2 separate regions of the Homo sapiens genome follow, and region 2 is linked to region 1. A link is a loop called in an ENCODE intact Hi-C map of the cell type or tissue named here. Cell type or tissue: heart left ventricle. All regions are shown on one strand. Links, peaks and the distances in the headings refer to the core of each region. The heading gives the core; the rest is flanking DNA.

What was found. Peaks named below come from ENCODE experiments on the same cell type or tissue, not always from the same donor. Only the 100,000 strongest peaks of a DNase experiment are listed, where the experiment ranks them.
Region 2: a loop joins it to region 1, with 3 times the contacts of the local background. A loop is called at or near these places in 6 of 110 quality-filtered maps.

What each region holds. Positions count from the first base shown.
Region 1 is chr5:174,202-184,437 of GRCh38, reverse strand. It overlaps PLEKHG4B (pleckstrin homology and RhoGEF domain containing G4B), which reads right to left. Exons shown (of 20, transcript NM_052909.5): 19 at 2,763-2,924; 20 at 1-2,434. The coding sequence ends at 2,115. Among named protein-coding and RNA genes, the nearest start is that of LRRC14B, 12 kb to the left of the region's middle. RefSeq lists an enhancer at 2,177-2,677. In heart left ventricle, for the core only: no CTCF peak of the experiment used is centred there; DNase peaks (open chromatin) are centred at 2,127 and 4,847.
Region 2 is chr5:306,574-316,809 of GRCh38, reverse strand. It overlaps PDCD6 (programmed cell death 6), which reads right to left. Exons shown (of 6, transcript NM_013232.4): 4 at 10,050-10,208; 5 at 5,408-5,517; 6 at 1,836-2,393. The coding sequence ends at 2,295. All of the region lies in intron 3 of PDCD6-AHRR (PDCD6-AHRR readthrough (NMD candidate)), which reads right to left. Among named protein-coding and RNA genes, the nearest start is that of AHRR, 10 kb to the left of the region's middle. RefSeq lists an enhancer at 9,133-10,017. In heart left ventricle, for the core only: no CTCF peak of the experiment used is centred there; no DNase peak of the experiment used is centred there.

The DNA.
Region 1 (10,236 bases), core at 997-8,996:
CTTAGTACATTCCACTGCCTCTCACCCATGCTGCTCCTGAGGAGTCAGCCATCCTCATCAGCTTTGTGCCTCCCAACAGAACATGCCCTTGTCCTCTGACTGGTTTTAGGATTTTCTGTTTATCACTGGTTATATGCAATTTGATTATGATGTGCACTCGTATCTCTTGTGTTTGGAGTTCACTGGGTCTATGGACTCAGACTTATACCAGTGGCCCCCAGGTTCTCAGGCCTTTGGCCTCTGAGAATTACACCACTGGCTTCCCTGGCTCTGAGGCTTTAGGACTCGGACTGGGCACACTAGCAGCTTCCTTGGGTCTCCAGCTTGTGGATGGCCTATTGTGGGGCTCTTGACCTGCCAAAATTGTGTCAGCCAATGCCCCTAAGGCCCCTCTCATCTGTCTGTCAGTCTATCTATCTATCTATCTATCTATCTATCTATCTATCGATCTATCTATCTATCTATCTGTCTGTATATATATCTAGCTATCTCCTATTGGTTCTGTCTCTCTGGAGGCCCAACAAATGCAAATAGTTTCCACTGATGTGTCTTCAAGGTGCCTCATGGTCTCTTCTGTGAAATCCAATCTGTTACCCCATCCAGGATAGTTTCCACTGTCAATATTGTAGTTTCTCATCCCTGTAAGGTCGGTCTGGGTCTTCTGAATCTCTTCCATTAAGTCATTTCTTAACCTTTTTTGTGAGACAGAGTCTTGCTCTGTCGCCCAGGCTGGAGTGCAGTGGCGTGATCTCAGCTCACTGCAAACTCCGCCTCCCGGGTTCATGCCATTCTCCTGCCTCAGCCTCCCAAGTAGCTGGGACTACAGGCGGCCAACACCATGCCCGGCTAATTTTTTGTATTTTTAGTAGGCGGGGTTTCACCATGTTAGCCAGGATGGTCTTGATCTCCTGACCTCGTGATCCGCCTGCCTCGGCCTCCCAAAGTGCTGGGATTATAGGTTCTTAACTTTAACTTTCTGGACGCCTGGGCTGCGATTTCAGCCACAGTTTGAATTCTGTGATTCTAGCACAGACGCTGGCTCTGGGTGGTTGGCTTTGCCAGGCGACTCTCCTTGGAGTGTTTGCCCTTGGCTGCTCCTCTGCACGCCTGGCACTCCGAGGTCAGGCACTGTGAGTTTACCTTGCAGGGTGTGGACACTTTGGTAACCCCTAGATCATCTGGAGCTTTGTTCTGGGATAAAGTGAATTATCTGGGAATGGTTTGATCATTTTAGGTCTTGCTTTTATGATTTTGTAGGCGAGTCAGGAGCAGGGCTCAGTCTAGGGCTAATTATCCCCATTCCTGAGGCAAGATTTTCTGAGAACTCCACCTAATGCTCACAGATTGGGAGTTTTCCTAGTCTGGCTGGTGGGAGTGGGTCCTGTCCCCAGCCCACATGAGTATCAGGAATTGATCTATTGAGAGTTTCCCTAGTCTGGCTGGTGGGAACGGGTCCTGTCCCCAGCCCACATGAGTACCAGGAATTGATCTTTGGTCTTTTCAAAGGTTGCTCCCAGCCTTGGTAGCCTCCCTGTTTGAGTGTGCGAATGGGTAGCAACCCACTAGGTGCTGGAGGGGCTGATCTGGTGAGTCTTTCCCCATGCAGGCATCTCTCTCTGGCACTCTGACCTGCCAACTCCTGCTGACTTGGTCTCTTCAACTCACGGAGGCTGCTGGGCTCTTCCTGGGCCCCTCCCTGCACTGAGGCCTGCAAACTCTCAAGGCGGAGGGAGGTCTGAGGCCATCACCGGGCTCACCTCCCGTTTTCCTGTCTCTCAGGGATCGCGGTCCTTTGTTGCCAAATGTCTTGTGTCTTGACATCTTTTGTTTCATGTTTAGTCTTTTTTTGTCTTGTTTTAGGTCTGTTTCCTATGCTGTTGTCTTGGGTGGAAGTGGAAGGTTTGTTTTTTAAATAAGACAAAATTATAAATTTGTTTGAAAATGTTAGGGAATGTCTAAAATCCTGGGAAATACCTGGACACCTGCTGTGCTATTCCCTCTGGATCGTTCCAGCCACGCGATGGGCACCGCCACCCCCAGAGTCATCAGGCCTGGCGTGCTGCTCCCTCTGTATTGTTCTAGCCACATGATGGGCACTGCCACCCTGACAGTCATCAGGCCTGGCGTGTGCGGCTCAGCAGCACAGCAGGAGCCCCCTCACACACTGCAGCCTGGGTGCCCGTCTCTAGTTCTGGCTCTGGCTCATCTTCCTCGACGCAGGCTCTGATATCAGATGACCAGGGGCTGTGGGCAGGGCTCCATAGGCCCGGGTGGGCTGGGCTGGAGGACACAAGCAGGCCCAGCGACCCCAGGATGGAGGAGGACTGGCTGCTAGAAGAGGAGGTGCTGCTGTCTGAGATGGTGGAGTGTGGTCGCTTGAAGGGGGCGGCGTGGTCAGAGGAGGACACCGCTGTGGACCCTCTCATTTGTGACTCTGGAAAGGGACAGAAAGCACGTCAGGCTGGCTTCCGCTCCAGAAGTGCAGCCCAGGTTCGGGAATGGGATCAGAGCCGTCTGAAAGGCCGACCAGGCTTTGCCACTGCAGTCATGCCCATCCAACCCACCATGTCGGCCACTGGCCCAGTGCCCTCTGCAGGATGAGTGAGGGCGGGGCCGAGGCCACCGTACCCGTGTCCTTGACGACAGGCCTGGTGCACTCTGTGGGCGAGTGAGGGTGGGGCCGATGCCACCGTACCCATGCCCTTGATGACAGGCCCAGTGCCCTCTGCAGGGTGAGTGAGGGCGGGACCGAGCCACCGTACCTGTGCCCTTGACGATGCTGTCGGGGACTCGGTCGCTCATCACTGCACATTTGGGAGCCCGGTCGCTTATCACTGCACAGTCAGGGGTCCGGTCTCTGGGCTTGACATCCATGAATGGCTGGTTGCCTATACCCATGGATGCCATTTCTTGGATTCTGAGTTCTAAGACAGAAGAAAGTATGACAGTTTCCAAAGCAACTCGGGGGCTAATGCCACCCCAAAGACGCCCGGTACCCCTAATGCCCTCAGCCCAAACCAGGAGGGTGTACAGGGTATACCCACCCTGCCCCACGAGGGGCATGGGGGGCCAGGGTGCTGAGGCTTCCCATTCCGGTTTTCGGCACCAAAGAGATCTCTCCCAGGGAGCCCGAGGCAGTAACCAAGAAAAAGGAAGCCATGAGGCCTTGGAAACGGCGTGTCCAACCTGGGGGTGAGGAAGGGTTCCTGTCAGCTGGTAAGCAAGGGAGGGCCACACAGCAGGTCCCAATTAGAGCAGGGGTCAGAGGCCTGGGAGCCGTGTCCATGGGAAAGACAAAACAACAGGTTTCTAGGAGTTTGAATATTGAGAGGAGAGCTAAGCATAAGGTGAGAGTTTGGGAATGAACTTATTCTTGGTCAAATTAAGCAAAGAAAAAAGATGATATTAATTGTAAGGAAAATGTATGAGGACAGAAAACATAATTGCATGTATGTAGTCCTAATGCCTATGCTGAAGAATATTATAGTAAGAATTGTTTTCCAGAGGTCTTGGGAGAACGGGAAGAAGTGCGGTGTGTGTGTGCTACAGTCACAGAGTTACTGATCATCTTCACCAATAGGTAATGTGCAAAGCTGGTTTATCAAGAGCGAGTGTCCCCTCTTGCAGGGAAAGGGCTGAGTGTGGCTGCCCGGGACACAGGGCTTGGAGTTGGGCAGTGAACAGGACATTGCTCTTCCCCTAACTCCGAAGGCTATTTTAGGGTTAGAGCTGTGCACGTGGACGCGGGACAGCTTCCTGCTCTGGCTGCAGTGGGTTTGCTCGTGTACCTTACATCCAAGCCCACGGCCAAGAACAACCAGAAAAGCTGGACACACTTTTTGAAGGTTTTCTGGAGGTGACAAGGCAATCTAGCCTCAAAGGGCCAATGTCCTGGGCAGATGTGGCGTTCACAGGCCACTGGAAACTTGACACCTTTCTACCCCTCAGGGCACTGCTGGTGGCCGATGAGCAGAGAGCTCATCTTGGAGCTTGGAGGCTGAGAGCTTCTGAAAACGCACAGGGTGGGGAGATAAAATCTGGAATTCAAGGACCACTGGGAGGAAGGGCCTGGGAAACTCCCAGACATTCAGTGGGGACCTGAAAAGGGAGCATGGACTTTGCCAGGAGTGGGACAAACGGAAGCTGGATCAGCTGCCCAAAGGTCTGAGGCGGACTTCATGCAGTCCCTCCCCGGAGTGCATTCAGATGAACCACCCCTGCTCTTCCAACAAAAATAAATCCTCTGGAGGTGAAGACACCAGCCCGGGCCTCAAATGATCCTTACACATTTCCTACATCATATCTACTACTTAATAAAAAAATTATCAGGCACACCCAGAGAAAGGACAAAATGAGGAAAGGCTGAGGAAAACCCCAGATAATTAAACATCCACGAGATAAAGGTTTGGACGTCTCAGACAGGCCGTGGAGGTAACCAGGATTAATGTGGCAGGAAGTAGATCACAGGATAGAGAGTCTCAAAAGGAAACCGAAATCCATCAAATAAAAGGAATCAAACACAAACCTACATATCAAAAATAAACCAATAATGAAATAAGTGAGTTTAATAGCAAAGCAGATCAATGAACTTTAAGATGAGTGGAAAACACACAGAAGCAGGGAAGACGTGATCGAAACATAGAAATCACACGAGAAACATAGGAACATGTAAAAGGGTCATACGTGTAATCGGGAGTTCCAGGTGGAGTGCAGAGAGTGGAGCAGGAGAAGTGATCAAATGTTCCAGAACTAACCCCACGCTCGGACACAGGCAAGGACCACCACGCTTGGCCGTCAGAGCATAGCTGGCCTGGGGACAGCCAGAGAGCTCTCATTCATGGCGGTGGCTGCCCAGGTCTCTCTGCCTGGGGGGTGTTCCCCGCCTTCCTGTGGATGGGACAGAAGCATCAGGTGGTTCACACACCAGGAGGAGCCTCAACAATGAGGGACAGGAGTTGGCAGAAAAACACCCAGGTCCTTCAGTATGTGGGGGTCCCTCAGCATGTGGGACAGTGCCTCAGTGTGCCTGTCTTCCAGAGGGTGTGTGCAAGGACCTGCCCATCAATCACCCTCCATGGCCTTCCCCTCCTCTCTCACTCCCCTGTTCTCACCAAATAGGTAGAAAACAAAGAGTAAGATACTCAATTTATACCCAAATTACATTAAATGTAAACACACTACTCCAATTTAAAGACAAGGTTAGTCAAACTAGATAAAAAGATAAAAGTGAAATCAAACATATGCCTTTTACAAGAGACGTATCTCAAATATAAGAACACCAAAAGTTCCAAGTAAGAAGATGGAGAAGTATGTGTCGTGTAAACACTAACTTTGCAAAAGGAAACTGGAATAGCTATATTAATAGGAAGCACAGTTGGCCTTCTGTATCAGTGGGTTCCATATCCACAGGTTCCACCAAGGATCAAAAATATTTGAACAAAAAGCAATTAACAATAAAAGTTAAAAATACAAATAAAAAACCAATATAACAGCTATTTATAAGCATTTTCATTGTACTATGGATTATAAGTAATCTACAGATGATTTAAAGTATATAGGAGCATGTGTGTAGGTTCTATGCAACTACTGTTCCATTTTATATCAGCGACTTGAACAACTGCAGATTTGGGTATCCGTGGGGGAGTCCTGGACCGCATCCCCATGGACATAGAGGGACAACTGTAGATCTAAGGCAAAAGGCACTGCTAAAAATAAAGAGATGCATTTCATTATGATCAAAGAGGCTCTGTTTCTAGGAAGATATAGCAATTCTATATTACTATGCACCTACTAATTTAGCTTCAAAACATAGGAAGCAAAAATTGACAGAACAAAAAGAAAAATAGACAAATTCAAATTTACATCATCATGGGAGATTTTCACATAATTTTCCTAGTAAGTGATAAGCAGCCAAAAAGCCAATAAGGATATAAAAAATCTGAAAAACACAATTTTCAAAACATGATCAGAACTCTGCAATAACAACTACAAAGCACACTTTCTCTTCACGTGCACATGGAAAATTTACCAAAATGCTAGGATATACAACATTTCAAATAATCGAAGCTGTTACAGGTAGTTAGACAGGCATGAGCAGGGCAGGAGAGGCTCCCCCACCCATTGGGAATGTCGGGTGATGGCTCGGCATATTTGCACTGTCTCTCTAAAAGTGGCACCTTGGGAGCCAGTGCCAGGGAGAGGGCGTTTCCTGATGGTCCACACCTGCTGCACTAAAGTGTTAATTGAAGGCAGGTGCCAGGAGAAGCAACTTTGTGCATTAAGAGACAAAATGGTAGAATGTGACCTTTAGGGGGACCCCACCAGAAAAGGGAAGAAAGCCTCAGATGGGGATGCATACAATTTCCTAAGCACACAGGGCATCCTCACGTTCCCCCAACAGAAAAGGGACGAAAGCCTCAGATGGGGATGCCTACAACTTCCTAGGCACACGGTGCATCCTCACGTTCCCCCAACAGAAAAGGGAAGCCTCAGATGGGGATGCATACAATTTCCTAAGCACACAGGGCATCCTCACGTTCCCCCAACAGAAAAGGGACGAAAGTCTCAGATGGGGATGCGTACAACTTCCTAAGCACACGGCGCATCCTCACATCCCAAGGGAAAGGTGCGCACTGTGCACACGGGCAGCCCAGCCTAAGGGGAGAATCATGGGAAAGGGGCTGGCCCAGAAAGTCTTAGGATCAAGGATAAATGGGGCACTCGATCTCGGTGCCCGCTTGGGTCTCTTCCAAGTGTGCTTTCATTTCTTTCCCGCTCTAAAAGCCTTTTTAAATAAACTTCCACTCCTGCTCTGAAACTTGCCTGGGTCTCTTTTTCTGCCTTACATCCCTCAGTCAAATTCTTTCTTCGGAGGAGGTAAGAACTGAGGTTGCTGCAGACCTGTACAGATTTGCCGCCGGTCACTCGGATACCTTCCACAGACAACAAACTCTAGTGTATATTATTTGACCAAAGTGGTCTTAAACTCAAAACTGGTATCACAAAGTTAACTAGAAAATCTTGGAAATTAGGTAATACATTTCTAAATAACCTATGATGAGTCCGAGAATAAATTAAAGTGGAAGTTAGAAAATATACTGAACTGACTGTGAATAGACACATGACATATACAAACTTCTGGGATGCAGCTAAAGCCAGGCTTAGGGGAAAGCCTGTAGTCCTAAATACGGCACAAAAACTAGAACAAAACAAAGGCTCAAATCAATGATATAAGCATCCACCTCAAGAAATTAGGTAGAAAGGAAAAGCAAATGAAACACTGAAAAAGTTAGACACAAGAAAATAACAAAGAGTAGAAATTAATTAAATAGAAAGTAAGTGTGTAGATAATCAATTAAACCAAAATTCTGTTTTCTGAGAAGACTAATTTGGCAAATCCCTGGCAAAACTGGAGAAGTCAAGAGGCCTTAAGTGACCAATGACGCAATGGGGAGGGGGTGCCAGGTCCTAGACACACCTGAAAAGCATTAGGCTCCACTTTCCAGGTGACCCAGCTGTACCTGCAGAGGTTGGTCAGCTCTGTGGCCCAGGCCCCACAGCCCCAGGCCCAGGCAGAGTCCTGTGTGCGTACCCTGTGCTCAGCTGCCCACCTGACCCTGTTTGAGGAAGGCTGTGAAACTAAATAATTTGAACTCAACGCTGTGGGAACTGTAAGTTATTCTGAACCCTGAGAGGAACCCAGCAATGCCGAGTCTCTGAGCATCAGCTGCACCTTCTGCTTTTTCTGGTAAATGGTCAGGGATGACCGGGAAGCACCAGAGATAAGAATCTCTCAGAACAAGCCTCCGCCTCCTCACAGAATGTTAAAGCAATCTTCCTTGGAATGCAGCAACCTGTAGTAATCAAGTTGCTGTCAAGTTGGCTGCAACCGTTTCTGTCTCTGTAAGTGAAGCCTCAGCTTCCCCACTTGCGAGCACGGACCCCGTCCCTTTGGAGGCTGCATTCTGGGGCGGCCATTCTCATGCTTTGCGCTTGAATCAACTTAGTTCTATTTTCTGAATCTGATTATTCAAGGCTGGCAGGGCCTACTTCCTGCAGGCTCCAGGTGCTTGGAACACCAGAGGGGTTGAAATGGACAGATCGACCCCAGGGAGACTTTGTGCACTACAGTCAGGCAGACCCCAAACAGGAAGCAGGACCGTGGGTTACAAAGGAAGGAAAAAGGCCAGGAAGGCTCTTCAGGATGGTGGCATCTCGGAGGTGAGGCCTCTGGCCAAGTAACTGCTGTTGGGGGCTGCACAGGGGTGAAGCCCACGGGGGTGTGGAGTAGCCAGGAGGCTGGGGGCCAGAGGGGGAGCCTGTGGCGACGCCATGGGGCCCCCTGTGTCTGACAGAGCTGGCTCCGGAGTGTTTCAGGGGCCGGTGGGGAGGTGGTGGCTTCACCTGGAGGGGGTCAGGGCTCAGGCGGGGTGCAGCCGTGCAGGAGCCCTGGTCGTGTCTGCCTGGAGGGGTCAGGGCTCAGGCGGGGTGCAGCCGTGCAGGAGCCCTGGTCGTGTCTGCCTGGAGGGGTCAGGGCTCAGGCGGGGTGCAGCCGTGCAGGAGCCCTGGTCGTGTCTGCCTGGAGGGGGTCAGGGCTCAGGCGGGGTGCAGCCGTGCAGGAGCCCTGGTCGTGTCTGCCTGGAGGGGGTCAGGGCTCAGGCGGGGTGCAGCCGTGCAGGAGCCCTGGTCGTGTCTGCCTGGAGGGGGTCAGGGCTCAGGCGGGGTGCAGCCGTGCAGGAGCCCTGGTCGTGTCTGCCTGGAGGGGGTCAGGGCTCAGGCGGGGTGCAGCCGTGCAGGAGCCCTGGTCGTGTCTGCCTGGAGGGGTCAGGGCTCAGGCGGGGTGCAGCCGTGCAGGAGCCCTGGTCGTGTCTGTAGCTTGGGTGCCTGGGTTTTAGGTCTGAGAGGCCAGAGCTGCCAGGGTGGGCTTGTAGGGTAGAGAGGGACAGCTGGGTTTACAGTGGCTTTGGCTACTCGTGAGGTGCTGGGGCAGGACCTGGAGTTGGAGCTCAGTGTGGGAGAAGGTCTGGGGTGGGGGGTGGTTGCTGTGAAGGTGGTGTTCGCAGCCGCCAGGCTGGAGGAATAAGCACAGAGAGTCACCCTCAGTGAAGAAGTCGGTGGGGGGAGCAAACGAGGGTGGACATTGAGGGAGGAGGCCTGGGGAAGGGATCCTAGGGTGGGGAATGAGTGCTCTGGGGAGGGCCCTCTCACCTGCAGGAAGACTGAGGGCTGACCATGAGCTCAGCCTCCCAGGGCCACGGGGGCCAGACCAGCAGGGCAGGGGCAGGAAGTCAACCAGAGGGTTAAACATGGAACCAGACCTGCGGGGGACTCTCTCGGGTTGCCGCAGTGCCTTATGTTCGCTTGTGGACACGAGAGACACGTGTGTGAGTGCTGTCGGGGCCAATCCAAGAGCTTTCTTGTCAAGTGCTGACCGAGGAGCCCCCAGGTGCCCCAGACCGGGTGGGCCTCTTGGGTGCCCATGGGGAAGAAAATGGACAGTGCGGCTACTGGAGGCTCCTCAGAGTGATTAGGCCCTTAGAGAGACTGACTTTGGAGATCGAGTCACGGAGCTCAGCCCCTTCATTTCTGACCTTTTGTTAGAGATTTCCTTGCCTCCCTGTTCCTGGCTCAGACCAGAGAGCCCTGAGACAGAAGACCCTTGGCTATTCTGTCCCTAACGTGGAATGCGAAATATACCCCTCACCCTTACCAAAAAAGAAACGCTGACTGCAGCCAACCAAACTGCTATAACTGTGCACCAACCCTGTATAGAAAATGATGTGATCCTGTTGTTTCCCCAGACCGTGCCTATACAAATGGCCCTTAAACCTCCCCACTTCGGGGCAATGACCCCATCCCTTTGAAGTCTGTATCCTCCCAGTTGGCCATCCTCAGACTTTGTGCTCAAGTGAACTCAATATTTAATCATACCGCCTGAATCTCAGCATTAAGGTTGATAGCCCAGCTCCCAACCCATGCCTCCACCCCAGCCCCACTCCTAGCCTTGGCCCCCGGCCCCTGGACTCAGTCTCCAGTCCCCACCCCAGCCCCACTCCTAGCCTTAGCCCCCGACCCCTGGACTCAGTCTCCAGCCCCCACCCCGGCCCTGCTGGCCCCCTGGCCCCTGGATTCAGTCTCCAGCCCCCACCCCAGCCCCAGCCCCCATTCCCCAGCCCCTGGACTCAGTCCCCGACCACAGCTCCAGCCCCAGCTCTAGCCCTGGCCCCCAGCCCCCTG
Region 2 (10,236 bases), core at 975-8,974, 130 kb before region 1:
GCAGCGGCCCCACCGCCCTCCTCACCCTCTGCTGAAGAACTTCTGCTCTGGAATTTTCAGCGGCTTTTGTTCTTGTGAGTCTTCATGGAGGCCCCTCTCCAAGGCAGCCTCCCCGAGCTGCCTGCAAACAGGAGCCCCCATGGCAGCCACGTGCAGAGTACCTGAGGGTACCTGCACCACACACCTGAGTGTACCTCACACCTGTGAACCTGCCACACCTGAGCATACCAGAGACCTGAGAAACACACTTTATCTCCATCAGAGGAACCTCTCATTGCTGTGAAAAGGAAGGAAGGAAAATCATCCACAATCTGACCTTTTCTCTATGAAAGTCTCCGTCTCACCTGGCCTTCGCCTGCTTTCTAGGAGTATGGAGCTAACCGCCACACACAACATTCCTTCCCCGGCAGCTGATCCACAGGATGAGCACATCGGCCTTGGTATCAACTGTTGGCCCGTATCATCCATGGAGACATGTGCTGGGGGCAGGTGTCTCACCAGGGCTGACAGCTCCTCCAGAGTAGCAGGCTTCCCTGACCCAGGTAGGAATCCAGAGGCCAGAGAAGCTGCAGGTGTGGGGTGGGGGTTGCCCACTGCACAGGGGACAGCACGGGCAAGGGCCTGGAGACGTGGCTGGGAGGGCTGCAGGGTGGCCGCAGCAGCTGCCCTCACCCCAAGCACAGAGACCTCACAGGCCTAAGGCTGAAGGAGGAGTGAGGGCAGCTCCCAGGGTGGGGTGGGTGCAGCTACTGGACACTGAGTCCAGGTGCCCATGAGGCGAGGGAGAAGTCGCTGGGCGCCTGGCCGTGGAGGCCTGGGTGAGGAAGGCCTCATGGAATTGGGAGCTTGCGGCCTGGACAAGGAAGTTGACCTCATGGAGTAGAACTTGGGGTCATCTGCTGCAGAGTCATGGGGGTGTCAAGGTCTAGGGAGGCACCCGGCGTGGATTGCTGGGGATCCTCAGAGACTGCCCTGGGATCCCCATGACTGAGGTCATGAGGGAGCAGCCAGACCCCCAAGCCCACATCCCTCCCCCTCCCATCCCCAGGGAGCCTGGAGTGCCTGCTCCAGAGGGATTCGTATCCAGAGGGCCCCAGGCCAAGTGCAGTTGGGCAGTGGGGGAGGTCTCATCTGGAGCACAGAAGCAGCCCCAGTCCCCACCCCCCACAGCACACCTGCCCAGCTTAAGAGACTGGGGGCTTTTTCCAGGAAACCATGCTCCCTGCCCCTCACCCCTCAACACACCGAGCAGAGGTTTGAACAGATCCCAAGAGACCAAAACGAACAGAGAAAAGTCGTGCACAACTGGGTGGAAGGAGCAGGCTTTCTGAGACCAGAGGCTGCAGCCCCAAAACCAGACGCATCACTGTGGAAGGGAAGCGTCTGGAGAATGAGGCTGGGCCTCGGGAGTGTCAACCCAGGAGGGCCGGCGCTGCACAGTGAGGCAGGGAGGCGGACCGGGCAGCGCTGGCAGTGGACCGAGGTGAGCAGGATGCGCTGGGTGGACAAACGCTGCAGGCCACGTGCAGAGACTGCAGGGCACAGCATGGCTAAATCATTAATGATGGAAATGCACAACCTGCTATACCAAATTGGATTTCTTCATCCAAAAGGAGCAGTCTTATGAAATTTAACCTCCTGAACAGAGGGTGAGACAGTCCCTCTGGATTTTCACAAGCAGAGCTGTGCACGCTGGGCTGGACAATGTTCCAGAAGGTGCCCGGTACCCTGGGAGGTCCCAGGCAAGCCAGAACATCTGACACTGACTGTCTGGAGGACCAGGGCACGGGGCCTGGTTCTTGGACCTATTTGATTTGAAAAGCTGAAGGCAGACCACACGTCTAACATTCCCTTTATTGCTTACGTCACATATTCCAATGAATACAATAAACTCCTTTTTAAAAAAGTAAGGCACATGAAAAGCCTTTTGTGTAAGTTCCATGTTATTTTAAAATTCCTATTGGCTAATAAAAGCATTTGCACTATAGAACCAGAGACATCTAGAAAAGCACATGATAGATTTTTTTGCAAGCAGAATGCCTGAAACATTACATTTACCTCATGGCACAATGAGACAGTCACCAAATCCAATGTCTGCATTAGAACGATACAGCTACTATTACAGTTGCAAAACCATTAATCAGCTTATCCACATATGTACAGCTGGGTCCCCACGTGACAAAATCTAAAGGAAGAACAGCATCTAACTGCACCTGTGCTCCATTCCCTCACAGATAGGAACTGTGACATTTTGGCTCTTTCCATGTTGTGCTGCTCTTCACGAGAGGCCAGGGTCATACGATACTGAAGACCATGGACAGGTACTGTTCGTACGACACCTGAATCCAGCCGTCCTGATCCGTGTCGTAACGTCTGAATATATCCGTCAACCTCTGGGGAGAAAACAGGCATTTAAATCTCGATAGTAAATGGAAGGAGCAAGGTGCACTGGGACAAAGGCATGTAGGGACCCAATTTCAGAAGCACACACGTCTTCTGGGCTCCCTGATGGAGCCCAGCACAGGGAGGCGCAGGTGGGGCTGGAGCTGTTCACACGGACGGTGGGAGTGCGAAGAACGAAGAACACAGGGCTGCGGGGCTGGCTCCGGACATCCAGCCCTGGCTGAGCCCCTGGCTGAGCCCCTGACCCCAGGCTCTGGTCTCCTGAGTCTCCTGGGGGCCTGGGCCCTTCCTTCTCCCCCTGAAGACCGTCCCGTGGAAGCCCTCCACCCTCCAGTGGCTCGCCTCTGCTGTGGGGGCCACCTGGGGCATGTGCAGCGCAGGGGATGCCCAGCCAGATGGGCTTGTGACATCACGAGGGCTTCAGGTTCCTCCAGCCCAGCCCACCCCTCCCTCTCACAGCCGAGGGTCCAGGCCAGGTCAGCGGCAGAGACAGGGTGACCACCTACACTCCTGAAACAGGGATGGTTAAGTAAGTGACACTTCAACCGTAAAATACCCTGAAGATTCAGGCCAGCATGGTGACTCTCGCCTGTGATCCCAGCACTTTGGGGGTCCGAGGCGTGAGGATCGCTTGAGCCTGAGGGTCGAGGCTGCAGTGAGCCGTGTTCGCACCACCACACTCTGGCCTGGGTGATGGAGCAAGGGTCTGTCTCAAGAAAGAAGAAGAAAATGTGGCAGGGAAGACACAGCGTCCTCGCACATCAAGACCTGCAGGAACATGGACAGGGTGTGGTGACTCTCGCCTGGGATCCCAGCTACTCAGGAGGCCAAGGCAGAAGGATCGCTTGAGCCTCAGGGTCAAGGCTGCAGTGAGCTGTTTACACCACCACATTCCAGCTGGGGTGACAAGAGTGAGACTCCATCTCAAAGAAAAAAAAACAACCCTGCAGGAATGCCACAGCCACCACCGGGCTCCTTGACTTGGCAGAGGCTACGGCCTCACCCAACTCCAAAAGCACCGCAATGGATAATGCTGGCTTAAAGAGTAATGGGTAATTTTTCTTTCTATTTTGAATACTTTGTGTTTTTCTAGGGTTTCTAGAAGTGTTCATGTTATTTGTTAGAAAATAATTTTCAAAAAGCCTTTATCCTTTCAGAAAAAGCAGATAAATAAAAACGTTTTTGAGGGAATTTTAACTTGAGGTCTGCAGCTTTCTTTTCTTTCCCATTCCCCATCTGTCTAGCGTTTAGGGTCACTCTCCAAGGGTGGGGACAGCCTGGGAATTGGCTGTCAGGCCCTCCCCACGTGGTCTGGAGCAGGGCCTTGAGGAGGCATCTCCCAGGAGGAGCTACGCTGGCTGCAGATGTGCCTTGGAAGGCGCTGGAGAGGTCGCTGTGAGGCCGCCTGTGTTACTCCAGCTACCGAAAGCTCACACAAGATCAACGTTAACTTATAGAACATAACCTCAAATGAAGATCTGAGCCCTACGGCAATTCAGACACAGAACCTCAAATGAAGATCTGAGCCCTACGGCAATTCAGACACAGAACGAGATTTTACACGGCATCTTTTCCCTTTTTCTTTTCTTTCTTTTTTAAGACAGGGTCTGGCTCTGTCACCCAGGCTGGAGTGCAGTGGTGTGATCTCGGCTCACTGAAACCTCCACCTCCCGGGTTCAAGTGATTCTCCTGCCTCAGCCTCCTGAGTAGCTGGGACTACAGGCATGCGACACCAGGCCCAGCCTACACTTTTTTGAAAGTGTTCAGAGAACATTGTAAAAATGTCATCCAACCTGGCAGGAACCCCGAGAGGCAGGGGCAGGAAAGGGTCCCCAACCGTAGAGTTTTGAAGCTTCCATGTTCACAGACCTGGTTCTCCAACAAATCCCTGAAGAACAGGGACTGATGCATCCATGCCAAATCAGAGGAAACTCACTTTTACAGATCTAGCATCTTAATTATTATACAGAATAAACAATTTGGGAACGTTTTCCAAATTTCCACATTATTTCTAAAAACCCCATGCTGTTCCTATCTCTCACTGAATTCCAAGGCCAACAAGACAGGACCTTGAGGAACCTGGGTAGAGACCTGGATCACCACCTGCAAACAGCAGCAGAGGTCTGTGTGGAGCTCCCAGGCGGGTCCCCTGAGCCCTGCTCTCCATCTCCCGTGGGTCTCAAAGAGAGCCCAGCAGGAGAGACACCACCAAGGAGCTTGCCTTGCAGGTCAGGGTGCATTACCAGCTCCTGCAGACACTGGAGTGCACGGGAAGAGCTCGGAGACCCCACTGAGGGCGGCCTGAGCGACCACAGGCTCCACAGCTGACCTCACACACAGACGGCAGGACACAGTGATGACCACAACAGAAAACGTGCCCATTTTCTCAGAATAAAAGTTTTTGTAAAAATACACCATAGTTGGCCAGGCATGGTGGCTCATGTCTGTAATCCTAGCACTTTGGGAGGCTAAGGTGGGCGGATTACTTGAGGTCAGGAGTTTGAGATCAGCCTGGCCAACATGGCAAAATCCCGTCTCTACTAAAAATACAAAAATTAGCTGGGTGTCACCTGTAATCCCAGCTACTGGGGAGGCTGAGGCAGGAGAATTGCTTAAACCCGGGACGCAGAGGTGGGAGTGAGCCGGGATCGTGCCACTGCACTCCCGTCTGGGTGACAGAGCGAGACTCGGTCTCAAAACAAAACAAAACAAAACAAAAAACAAAAAAAACCACAACACCAGAACATACATGTAAATAACCCACCGGATACTGAAAAACCACGTCTTGCAGATGGGCTGCTCTGTGCCATTTCCAAGGGGAGGAAAACATGTTTGTCCACACTTCACTAACCGGCTACTTCTCCAAAGATGAGACTCACTTTTATAAGCTCCAAAAACTAATTCTACACATGCCCAGCTCCTTAGATTGAAGGTCAGGTGCATCACGCTGGCAAGCAAGCCCCTCCCACCACCACCACAAACCCACGTGAAGCCATTCCGTCACCTGCAGGACGATGCAGCCCTGGATGAAGTCGTCGAAGGCAATCTGCCCCCGTCCCTGCCTGTCAAACTTTCGAATGAGGATGTCGTGGAACTGGTCAGAGAGCCGGTAGCCTTCAAGAGGGAAAGTCAGAGTCAGAGAAGGCTGGGAGAGACGGGAGGTATGTGCCAACACTCACCCCTCCTGCCCAAGGCCCACAGCCTCTAACACACACAATGCAAGGCTGTGTGGGAACGGAAGTGCAAATTCCCTCAAAGGCACTCAGAACTGAGACACTTCCCGAATATATCATTCTGTAATGAGCTGACATCCCCAGTGCATGGAGTGACCCCTTGAGACCATGACCCCGGAAGGAGGAGTGAGTGGGACGCTGCCATTAGTCACTCCTGTGAATTAACTACTCACCTCCGGGAAGCACTCACCAAACACCACCCCACAGGGCGGCCACACTCAGTTTCCTGAACCCAGTGGAGTTACTTTCAAAGTCCTTATTGATTTTATTATGTTTATTAGCCTAGATAAGAAAATTCTGAATGATTCGCTGCCCTGGGTTGCCCATCACCAGATAATGCTTTGAAAACTAAAATTTCACAGAAGGCTTCCAGTTATACAAAGTGACAATGTCAGGAAATGGGAGTGGCTGGGGGATGTGCCCCCACCTGCCAGGAGGGACTGAAGGGCACGCAGTGGCAGGGTGACCTCGGAAAGGTCCAAGTCACTGCAGGGCCACCAAGGGCTGGGATTCCGTTTCCAGTTCACCAAGGCTGTCCTGAAAAAGGCCTCCCACAGGGAGAGGGCTCTGAAGACATGTGGATGCAGCAGGTGTGTTCGGGCACCCCGGAGGGCATGCCCCGCCTGCCGCCTTCCCTTCCCTCCCTCGAAATCCCACTGCCTTCGTGACTGTGGCATATCCTTACTGACTCAGGAGGCAAGATCCAGGTGCTGATATATTTCTACTGGTTTTCAGTCCTGCTGGAATCTCTGCAGGGACGTGTGCACCTACTCTCTGAATCTCACAGTTAATGACCTGCACAAACAGCCATTTTACGGATCAAGAGTCAAGCACACAAACATGAACACAGTGCCTTCCAGAGTGGTCAGGGCATTCTGTCATTTAAGTTCAGGGGTCCCTAAATGTGCAACAGCGGAGTTGCCTCGGACCCTCCTTCCTTGCAAGCTGAAAAGACAGGACCTCCCATTACATTCAGAAAGAGATGGCAGAGTTGTCAACAGCTGCCACTTTTTCTGGTCCCTACTACTCCCACCTCCTCACTCCCTGCACCAGGGCTGAGCCCAGCCTGCTGAGAACAGAGCCTGGGACAGGCCCACAGGGACATTGCCTGTCTGGGAGTGCATGGGGGACAGAGGCCATCACTGGTGTGCACGGGGACGGCGGCCATCACTGGGGTGCACGGGCACGGCGGCCATCACTGGTGTGCACGGGGACGGCGGCCATCACTGGGGTGCACGGGGACGGCGGCCATCACTGGGGTGCACGGGGACGGCGGCCATCACTGGGGTGCACGGGGACGGCGGCCATCACTGGGGTGCACGGGGACGGCGGCCATCACTGGGGTGCACGGGGACGGCGGCCATCACTGGGGTGCACGGGGACGGCGGCCATCACTGGGGTGCACGGGGACGGCGGCCATCACTGGGGTGCACGGGGACGGCGGCCATCACTGGGGTGCACGGGGACGGCGGCCCTCACTGGGGTGCACGGGGACGGCGGCCCTCACTGGTGTGCACGGGGACGGCGGCCCTCACTGGTGTGCACGGGGACGGCGGCCATCACTGGGGTGCACGGGGACGGCGGCCATCACTGGGGTGCACGGGGACAGAGGTCATTACTGGTCTCCTGCCAAGGCTGGGGAAGGACAGAGGAGATGCTGACAGAGGCAGAGGAACTCCAGTCTGCACAGACAACAGGAGCAACCCCACTGCCTCTGGAATTAACTTCCAGTTTCCTTGGTCATCAGTAATAGTGAAGGGAAAAGAAAGGCAAAGTCAGACAGCAAAATGAGGGATGAACAAACGAACTACAAAAAGAATGTTTATCTGAGAAGCCAAAATCCAGAAGCAACTGTTTCTGAGTTTCTGTTCATGAAAGTCAGTCCACATGAGGCCACCAGCGTCCCTGGGCCCACCCCTGACACACCCCTTGCCAAGGTCTTTCTCCTCTTTCGGACTCTCTGAAATGCTGTGAACGAGCCAAGCGGAGCATGACCTCCTCAGAAATCACCTCTTCCACCTCGGAGGACAAACCAGCTGCCCCCACTCAACAGGCTGAGGCTCCCTGGGGCTCCCCCCAGCTCTTGGGGGCCTGGTACAGTGGCAAAGGACCACAGCGGAGGAACTGTTCTCCGCCCGACTGCCTTTGTCAGACACGCACTGCCCACCAGAGGGGAGAATCTCACCGGCTGTTTACAGCAACCTAAACGGCACGTGCTGAGTCAGCTGTCCCGGTGCCGGGTGGTGAGTGCTGGAATGTGAGCACGCCTTCCTCACCTTTTCACTTCAGGTCTCTGAGCATGGCACACAGTTGATGTTAACAATAAAGGCTTAAAAAAACGAATCGGTGGATTATGAAATCCACCATGTGGCCCCATCAGAGACACCCGGGGAGAAATCTCGCAGGCTTCACCACCCTGGTGATTCCCTCCTGCTGGCCACCAAGCTCCAGTGCAGCCTCCCTGCTTCATCTGAGAGCAGAACACTTGTTCACAGGGGCCAAGACAAAAGAAGAATTTTTGCTTCTGAGGCCAACTTCCTAACAGTTACTATGGGAAATCTTTCAAAATCATCAAAATACAAAAAGGATGACAATGCCCCTTTCCAAGGAAGACGTGGGAGATGGCCCTGGAGATCAAGAACCAAACGCAGGAGGAAACTCGTGAGGGTAACCAGAGAAAATGCTGCGATGGGATGCCGCACCCCAGGAAAAACCTGGAAGTCAGGAAGGGTTCTGCCGCTGCACAACACAAGCAGGCCTGCCCACTCCAGGGCGGGAGGAAGGCTGCGTGACCGGCCGTGCCTCCCGCCACAGCTAAGCACAGTTTTCTGGGAAGTCCTTGGCCAGACCAGGACGAAGAGGGCCTCAGAGACCAGGGAGCACTGTCCACAGCAACTTCCACTGCACATTCTGAGGACCGATGGTCACTGGCATGGACAAAGGGAGCTCCAGGGCCTGACAAGGTTAGGAAAAGATGTCCGTGGCGCCAGAGGTCGCTTATCTAAAAATAACTTCAGGCCGGTCCTGAAGTCCACGTGGCCCTGGCCGCAATCGGCAGCACTGGCCTCCCTGGCCCCCAGGACCACTCTCTGTGGAGGGTGGCATCCTTCCCTCCCAGCCCTTCCGTACCTGCCCCAGGGAAGAGGAGCCGGCCAGCGTTCCCTCCAGTTCCCCCACCCAAGGGCACAGCAAGGTCAGCTGCATTCCAAGTACCAATTCAGAGCCATCCAGCCCAAATCCTGGCTCGCAGCTGGTCAGCTCAGAACTGCTTCTTGAGGAGACCCAGTGTCCACCCCCGGCCCTGTGGACAAGCTCGTAAGGTGAGAAAGAAAAGAGAAAGAAAGGCAGCCACAAAGTGCATGCTGGGAGGAAACACGAGGAGAGGCGACGTGCTTAGATAAGTGAGACTCCAGGGATCTCGGAGGTACTCAAGTAGAATCGAATTTTCCTCACTGTTTCTAAGGAGCCTTTTAAGCAAATCACGGAAGCGGCTTCACAACAGGGGCCAGATGAGATCCGCATGGATTAGAATCTCGGTGCAGCCACCAACAGCCTCAGGCTGGCCCCAAACATGCCCGTTGTTCCTCTGTAAATAAAACCCCTGCTTCCTCTCAGCCCTGAGAGCAGCACGGGAAGCCCCGTGGACAGGCCCTATGGACGCACTCTGGACAGGCACTGTGAACACTCCTAGACCCACGGCACACCGTCACATGTGTGTGTGCACACGCGTCAAGCACACACACGCTGAGCGCACCTGAGAATGGGCACGCGTTCTGCCTAACGCCCCTTCTGAGGCGCACGGCACACGTGTGCACACACACGCCGAGCACACACACGCCGAGCACACCTGAGAATGGGCACGCGTTCTGCCTAACGCCCCTTCTGAGGCGCACGGCACACGTGTGCACACACACGCCGAGCACACACACGCCGAGCACACACACGCCGAGCACACCTGAGAATGGGCACGCGTTCTGCCTAACGCCCCTTCTGAGGCGCACGGTTTGGACCTGGTGACTGACAGCTGTTTCTTAGGTGACTGTTGCCTTTTCAACGTGCTTTGATCTATCATGAAATATAAGCTGCCCTGCCCCACGGTATTTTCATGGATCCACTTTTAAATGATTTCAAAAGCCACATTCTCAGTTTTGCTCACGACATCATTCCACTTCAGAAAAGATGAACGGCTTGCATAGCCCTTATCTCATTTTGGATAAAAACCTGAATAAACGTATCCATGTCGAGGATCGCCTTCCGACATGAGCAATATCAAATATGAACCTGCATGACGTCAACAAAAACTTTACGTAGCCTGGTTAGACAATCAGTTAAGTCCAACAAGGTTTAAAGAACTTCAACGGCTCCAAGGTTCCAAAATGAAACACGCTACACAAGCCAGAGTGAGTGAGTTACCGAAACCTGAGAGGGCCTGCTTCAGCTCGTTCTTATCGATCATCCCGGAGTTGTCCCGGTCGTACGTGCGGAAGACGTTCTGCCAGTCCGTGATGTACTTCCACACACCCGTGAACTCGCTGAAGTTCACGCCGGCCTTGTTCTCACGGTCAAACATGGCTGAGACAGAGAGGAACGGTCAAGCAGC